2 separate regions of the Homo sapiens genome follow, and region 2 is linked to region 1. Evidence: chromatin contacts called from ENCODE Hi-C data. All regions are on one chromosome and are shown on one strand. Each heading gives the region's core, a stretch centred on a gene start or an enhancer-like site at or near the end of the contact. The rest is flanking DNA. Distances are from core to core; before and after follow the strand shown. Region 1 has its middle 67 kb from the start of TLE3. Region 2 has its middle 70 kb from the start of LINC02205.

Region 1 (4,048 bases), core at 907-3,406:
AAACTTTTTCTGGAAAAGGCCAGATTATAAATTTTTCCAGCACCGATGGCCAGAGTTTGCCTTGAAGAGCACTGAAAGATGAGGCTGGGGGCAGGAGGGCTGTGCCCAGTCTGTGCTGTGCCCCTATTGCTGGCTCCTGTTAGGCTTTGGAGCCTTCTCCCCAGAGCGGAGCCACACAGCCCAGCTCCCCACTCGTGTGCCCCGGCCATGACCTCTTCCCCTCCGGTGAATTATATTCTACAGCTAGAATTGCCCCTGAGATCAGCTAGCGCATGCCCTTGTTTTTTAAGTGAGGAAACTATGGCCCAGAGAAGAGTAGAGATTTCCCCAAGGCCTCCCAGCCCATGGCCTGCCAGTGTCCCTGCCTGTGGCGCTAGGGAAGCCCCACCCTGGCCCTCTGTGGAATGCAAACTACAGAACTGTGGGCCCAGGCAGGACCATGGCTGGCCCAAACAAGGCCATTGTGAGAATTATAAAAAAGACCCCTTCCTCTGGAGATGTAAACGCCACGAGTGCCCACGGCATGCCAGCAGATTGTAGGGATTCAGCCCCCTTTTGGCTCCACAATAGTGTGCAACCTGCACGGCCGTACATGGAGGCCCTGGGCCCATGCCTTGTAGCAGGGATCGTTGCTAACCTTGGCAAACCTGAGACCACAGACCCATCTGGAGATGTCGGGAAATACTCAGCTTCAGGCTCTCATTGCCAGATAGGAGTACACTCCCCATGTACCAGAAATCTAGATTTTCAAGTGAAATTTGCAGTTTGTAAATGTTGGCAAGGGATTCCATTTTCTATTGTTTTATTTAAAAAAAAAAAAAAAAACCCATGCTAGTGGATCCTGTGCAGAGCACAAGGGGCGAGTCTGTGGGCTGACAGACTTGCCATCTGACTTACTCCAAACCTCTTGCAATACAGATGTGAGATGACAGGGAAGTGACTTGTCCAAGGTGACACCTGGAACCAGTGACAGCCTGTCCTCCAGCCTTCCCTAGTGCCTGTGACCCACACAGCACCTCTGTTTCACAAGTCAGCATGAATTGCATACACACCTCCCGGCCTGGCCCAGTCCCCAGCTGATATTTTTACCAAATGTCACAGCAGTTTGCAGGAAGGCCCAGGGTCTGGCTTGAGCCAGTAAATTATGATCGCTTGCCAGAGAGCTGTAAACAGGATTCTGATTAATGAATTCCTTAATGGCTGGGCCTGAGTGCAGACCTTGTCTGAGTGTCACCCCAGGCAGATACACGAGGAGGAATTGGCTGGGCAGTGGGAAGATTTGTGTCATGTCTTTGCCTCGGAAAGGGTGCTCCAAACCTGCTGGCCCTGAGCGCCTGAGTAACTACTCCTCCCTCTCTCCTAATTGTGGGCCTGCCGCATCTGAGTTCACGCCAGCCCGTGTGTGCAGAAGACCAGGGAAAGAGATGATTGAGCCTCGAGTGAAAATAGAATTGGCTGGCCTCCACTGTGATCTCAAGAAACTTGAAAATGCCCTGTCTGAATCCAAACAAAGAGCCGAGAAGCCTTTTTCCCCATGCTGGTGCTTTAAGGACCCCCTGCCTGAGGCCTGAGCCAGAGCAGAAAGCCCTGGAATCTCTACCTTTCTTAGTTGGGAATTGGAAACTCAGGCCACAGGAGCCAGACACACACTTGTCCAGACTCCCCAGGGATCTGGGAAGAATGGAAACATGGGAAAGTCACTGACCAGGAAACATCCTGCTGTGTGACCATGAGGCCAATCTCCTGACCAGTCCGGACCTTGCGTCCTCTTCTGTGACATGAAAGGCCTGGAGCACGTTGTTCACCCAGCACCTAGTACAGCCACAGGGGTGAGGTCAGAGCTAAGACCAGAGCAGGAATGGCAAGCAAACTGCGTGTGTGCCCCCGCCCCGCGACTGCACCCAGGGCAAACATCACCGATCGATCCTGGCCCTCCTTCCCACTGAGCTGGGGCCAGACCTCACAGCTTTTCTCACTGCAGAACTCAGGGCAGCACCACCAATCAATCACAGCCAGCAAGGGTGAGAAAATCGATCTGCCATCCCCAGACTGGAAGATTTGTCTTTTGTGCTCAGTCTAAGAGTGGCAGCTTGTGTGGCAGAAAGAACACTGGACGGGGAGTCGGGAGACCTAGCTAATTGTCAGGCTCTGCTGTCAGCTGGCCAGGGCACCAGGCCTCTCTGAATTCCTCAAAGTCCTTTTCTGCCCTGAGGTCATGGACGAGTAAGAGCAGGGTCTATTAATATAATCACAATGGGCGCTTATGTCTCAGGTACTGGGCAAAGCACTTCATGCCCTTTTCTCACTTAGTCGTCATAAAACTTGACAAGGGGGATTAGGATTGTCCCCATTTTGCAGAGAAGGAGATTGAGGTTCAGACAGGTTAAGTGAAAAGCTCAAGTTTACAACTAGCAAGTGTCCAAACTGAGAGTTAAACCCAGGCATCTTGTGGCAAATTAAATATGTCCACAATGTCTTTGAGGTTCCTTCCATCAAGAGGTGGGATCTGTTTCCCTCGTCCAGTCAATCTGGACTCACCATGACTAACAGGATGTGATGGAAAGGTACCAGCAAGTTCAGCAGCCTGGGCCCCAAAGGCCTGACAGCTTCTGCTCTTGCCCTTGGGATGCTGCCCCAAGGCTGCTTGTCTATCTTATTGGAGGGTGAGAGGACACTTGGAGGAGAACTGAGGCACTCCAGCATCAAACATGTGCATCAAGCCACGGTGGATTCCCCAGTCCAGCAGCCCTTCCAGCCCACCCTCCTGCTGAATGCAGCTGAGCGAATGAGCCCAGCAGAAAGCAGCAGAGGCACTGCCCAGACAACCTATAGAATTGTGAAAAATAAACCACTTAGTTTTTAGACTTACTTGTTATACAGCAATAGCTAACTGATACACAGTCCCACTCCAGAGCCACATACTGAATATTATGTGTGTGCTTCACAAGAGGCAATACCATGTAGTGGGCAAGAGAGTGTGGTCTTTGGAGCCAGGCAGCCTGGGTTAAAAGTGACTAAAATAGTGGCTGGCACTATGCTCACTAATGTTCTCCCTAAAGAATGGAAATTTCCAGGCTTACTGGGAGTCAGTGTTATTTACCCAGTGAGGGCTCCTGGGACCACAGCAAAGGTCCTGGCCATCTGCTGCCTCTTATGTCTTCACCTCAGGGAGAGAGACAGAGAGAGAGAGCGCGCGAGTGCAAGAGCGCACCGGAAGCCCCCAGGAGCCCCAAAAGGAACATCTGGGTGACCAACTCCTTTGGAGTTAGATCATGTGCAGACTTGCATGGTAGTCCAAGCAGATAGATACTGTTGGTTCCATGTTTCCCAGATGGGGAATCCAAGACCCAGAAAAATAACTAGCCCTGAGCCAGCCTCCTAATTCTTGGTCCAGAGCTTGTCCCTTTGTCTTAGTGCTGATGTAGTAACAGGGATCCCACCTGTCTGAGCCCATTCCTCAGCCTCAAGAGCATGGCAGAAGCAGACTCTGGGATTTCAGTTATCCACAACCAGCCTTCCTTGGTGTGTGGGTGGGGAAGATGGGGGCAGGATCAGCCCCTCTAAGGTCTCCTGCAACCAGAAACCCATAGTAACGAGGGTGGGCCAGACCCCAGTAGGATAGTAGAGCCCCTAGCTCGTCATCAGAAGGGGCCCCTTTGCCATCTCTTGGGTGTGCATTTTTCTCTCTCCTGGGTCCCTAGCTCTTGGTCGCCCAGCACCCACTCTCCTTCAATCTCTGTGAGGATAAGCCTCTCTTTTTCCTTTTTCAGTGAGGCTAAGAACCAGGCAGGGGAAACAAAACCTAAGACTTGCTGAACCCTCAGTGTGGGCCTGGTACAATGTAAACACTCTGCTTTAATTGACACAACAATGCCACCAGGGATGCCTTGTCACAAATGAGAAAACCAGGGCTCCAAGAGGCTAGGTGACTTGCCCAAGAAGATACATTTAGTAGGTGTCAGGGCTGCGATTTGAATCCAGAGCCACAGCCATTTCTCCCACACTGCCTGTTATCTCCCAGAGGAAGCAGAGAACCTGGCATGAAAAC
Region 2 (4,048 bases), core at 705-3,204, 270 kb before region 1:
AAATGCACAAAAATCTGGCCTCTAGATAGGGGAGCAATATCTCCTGACTGAGCTTCCTGGAGAAGCTGCAAGGAGCAAGGTATTTTTGGTTTGGTCCTTGAGGAAGGCACAGGGTTTCCACTGACGGAGCAGTGGAGGGAGGTTCTCCAGCAGGAGAGAGCGCCGGAACCAAGGCGGGAAGCACAGAAACATCTGCATGTTTGAGGACCAAAGTCCTCCGGCAGGAACACAGAGGCCACATGACAGAAGGGCTTATAAACTGCCATAGAGTTTGTCCTTCATCCGGTCTGTGGTGGGGAAGCCAATGATGCACCTTAAGCAGGTGAATGACACTGTGAGATTAGTTTCATTTCTTTTGAATACTGACATCATTTTTTAAAAGATACTATTTTTTCTAAAAAATTCTGTATGTTCATTACAAAAACAAATCAAACCATGCATCAAAGTACACAAAGATGCCTTTTCAACAGGTAAACATCTTCCCAAACTTCCTCTATGTATACACACAGACAAAAAGTTAGAAGGATATAGTAGAAATAAAATAAAATAAATGAAGATTTAAAAAGAGGAAAAAAGACAGAGAAATAAGAATTAACTAGTCTACCTTCTTTCACTGGGTATAGTCAAGGCTGTTTGCAATGCTTGGAACTCTGGCAACTGTCTTGTAACCATGAGGAAAACTAGTCTGAGGCAGCCGACAGACTGAGGGTAGCAGAGCAGGAAGATGGAGATAATCTGAGTTTTGGTGATGTAAGGTAGCTGCTGGCCTTCACATACAGACCACCATGTGATAACTCTGGTTGTCACATGTATGCTTTTCCTGCCTACCTAGACTCTAAATTCTCAAGACTCAAAACTGAGTAATAATGAAGCCAGTCTGTGGGATGTAAGGGCAAGAGCGTGGGCTTTGGAGTTGAACAAAGCTGCCTTTGCATTACAGCTCTGTGAGGGGGAGTTACCTAATCCCTTGATGCCTCATTTTTTTAAATCTCTGAAATGGCAATAATAAACCCGCTTCCAGAGAGGTGGTAAGCATTGCATTAGATTGCATATGTAAGGTTTCTACCACAATGCCTAGGACAGGAGGGACTCAGAAAATGATATATACATGATTATATATGAATGAATCTGAGAAAATATGAAGTATGCCACTGAGTGAAAACACAACATGGTACTTTTATTTCTTCAGTCTTTTTAGCACAAACTAGACAGACTATGAGAAGCAGAGTTCTATCTCTGAAACTTATGGGCAGATTAATTTGGGGCAAGTTCTTTTACTTCTCTAAGTTTCAGTTTCTTCAGCTGTTAAACTGAGACAAGAATATTTGAAGATTAAATAAGGCCATGCCCAAAGCACTTGCAACATGGTAGGCTCTCAATAGACACTAGTTTCCTTCTTCATGCTCTGCCCCTCCACAACACACAAGACACAGACGTGTGTTCCATAAACACGTGCTCTCTCTCTCTCACACACACACATACCTAGAACACACCCACACAAATGGACATGCACAGACACATGGACCCACACATGTGCAGACACACAGATACACAACTTTCTCAGCCCCAGAATCTTCCAGGAGGTTTTAGAAGTAGCTGTTGCTGTGTCTGTCTGCAAGACCTGTTTACAAGGCAATTATGAACTCTTTTCGCCAAATGTAGGATCTTCAAACAATGAGCACTGTTGCTTAAAGGAAGACTATTCCTGGGGGAAAATACTTTAAATGTAATTATGTCTTAGCTGCACATCTAGTAAATAACTAGACATGCACTGCTTTGAATATAAAATGTCACATTTTTGCAGATGGGACAGACAAATTTTGGCAGTCAGAGGAAGTCAGGAGAGAGAAATGAAAGAAGAAACCACATACTTCCTTTTTATTTACCTGATGTAACTGGGCCTGGCCCCGGGGGCATGGGGCTGGGAGGGCCCTGAGGGCTGGCTTTGGCTGAGACAGGTGCAGGGAAGGTGAGAAGCAGGCTGAGGAGCACAGAGAGGGAGTCTGTGTCTTGATTTCCTTTCTTGTTTACTTCTTTTGTGTCCTTTCCCACCCTCGTCACCCTGGCCTCAGTCTTCATTGAGTCTTCCCTGGGCCGCATCCTCACTAGTTTCCCCAATTGCATTCTTTCCTCCTCTGACCTGTTCTGTGTAACATCACTAATCATTTGTTCCCTGAAATAGCACTTTCCTCTTGCCACTCTTGCTCAGAAACCTCCCTATTTCTCCCTTTCGCGTCTTTGCTTCCTTGGCTTCTCAGTGGAATGAAACAGTCTTTTCACCAGGACTCCCCAGCACGCAGCTGGGCAGTGCAATTTCCATGGTCTCCAGAGCAGTCTGGTCCTAGAAACCATGAAGTCCAGCCTTAAGCCACAGAGCTACAGTCATGTGTCTTTCAAAGCCCAGAAGACCTTGTTCATTGCATGACCTGGACAACTCTCCTGACCTACCTTGTACTCCTCTTCCCAACCTGTCTCTTCTCTACTGATTTTTCTTTCTGTTTCACCTACCTTGGCTACTGGGGCTGGTTCCTTTCCCCTATTTACCCAACTTTGACCTTTGGCTTTCCTCCTAGCAGGAGGTTTGGATTTTCCCTCTGGCCAGGCTTTCATTCCTTTATCTACTAAGTACTTATACAGGACTTACTGGTGCCAGGCTACATTTATGGAGGCACAAAGAGTGTCTCCTATCTGGAAGAAGAGGCCATTAGACAATTCACTGTGTGTGTGTGTGTGTGTGTGTGTGTGTGTGTGTGTGTGCGCGCGCGCGCGCGCGGGTGGAGCGGGGGGGTGGTTGGGGGTAGGAAGATGCACAGAGGAATAAATTGTTGTCCTTGAACTCTGGCAACTAACCAGAGGTCAGCCAATAGTATTTTATCCTTAATTGATTTATCAGATTAAGCTTTAATGGAGCAGGGAGGAAGTAGGAGCAAGCCAGGAAGCCATTACAATGGAAGAGATTGTGCTCAAGAATTCCATTTGATCTTCAAACAACCCCAAGAAGGAGGGGTTTTCCCCATTGTCCACCCAGGGAAGCAGGCTCAGAGAGGCCAGCTGACTTTCCTAAGGTCACCCAGCTGGCAGTAGAGGGTCCTGGCAGCCTGATGGCATTGTTGGGTGCACTCCTGAGGCCACGCTGATCCCAGGGCAGGGAAGAATGCCAGGCACCCCTGGTCAATGTCGCTTCCTGATCAGCCTTCTAAGGATCGTCCGGGTCTGCAAGTCCCTTCCACGGGTTGACTAAAGCTGCCTCTTTGCTCTGGAAACCCTCTACCTTCCCTCACTGGCTCATCTTCCTGGCTTCTCTTTGCCTTGGCCCTGGGGGCGGAAGGGGAACAGCTGAGTTGTCATCTAAGCTTGCATCTTCCAGGGCAGCAGAGGAAAAGGACATTGATTTATGATCAAAAAGGCGAAGGAGGATGCCGTGGGGAGGACGCTGGTCGGCAGGGGTGGGTGGGCGATAAGAGAGAACTAGAAAGAATAAAAAGAATCCCTAAGCCTTAAAAACAGAGCTTGCCCTCTGATTCCTGGGTAGGCGTGGGTTGAAAATCTTTCATGTAAAACTGAAATGGAATCACGAATGAGGAGAAATCATCTTGGGGCTTGGGTGTGCCTTACAGGACTGAATTAAATTTAAAATGTATTGATTTCCCCTGCTGATTAACAGGCCTGGCACGCGAGAAGGGCGGCAGCCCAATAAGCAGCTGGCACCGCTGTCCCAGTCCACCAGCGTCCCCTGCTGCATCCCATGTCACCTTGAGTCCTGGCAATTTTCTAATTAGCCCAATGGGTTATGATTTGAAGCCGGAAGAGCCAATTAGCAGGAGTCTCCTTTGACCTCCAGTTTGGGGTGATAGGAGACGAGGTAATGACTTCAGACAGAGGGAGGGAAAAAACAAAACTAAAAATAAAAATAGAAAATATCAAGAGCAAAGACCGAAATCTTTTTGGTTTCCTGATTAATAACCCTGTCATGCCGATCACAAGCTCTAAACAGCAATGCTGGTTGCAGCTGAATTTTTTATACTTTCTATTAATCTTTAATGATAGC

What was found. Hi-C counts contacts between places; a loop is a spot of excess contacts on that map. Pooled maps may share reads with other maps.
Region 2: a map of Right ventricle myocardium inferior shows a loop between it and region 1 (7-fold over the local background). The contact joins two enhancer-like sites. A Hi-C loop is called at or near these places in 4 of 168 maps with a recorded cell type or tissue (Right ventricle myocardium inferior, heart left ventricle and heart right ventricle) and 8 of 50 pooled maps.

What each region holds. Positions count from the first base shown.
Region 1 is chr15:70,163,204-70,167,251 of GRCh38, reverse strand. No RefSeq gene overlaps it. Among named protein-coding and RNA genes, the nearest start is that of TLE3, 67 kb to the right of the region's middle. Within about 2 kb of position 2,156, at least 16 of the 41 ENCODE cell types and tissues checked have a DNase peak (open chromatin) inside an H3K27ac peak, as active enhancers do.
Region 2 is chr15:70,433,442-70,437,489 of GRCh38, reverse strand. No RefSeq gene overlaps it. Among named protein-coding and RNA genes, the nearest start is that of LINC02205, 70 kb to the left of the region's middle. RefSeq lists an enhancer at 968-1,017 and a silencer at 1,828-2,031. Within about 2 kb of position 1,954, at least 4 of the 41 ENCODE cell types and tissues checked have a DNase peak (open chromatin) inside an H3K27ac peak, as active enhancers do.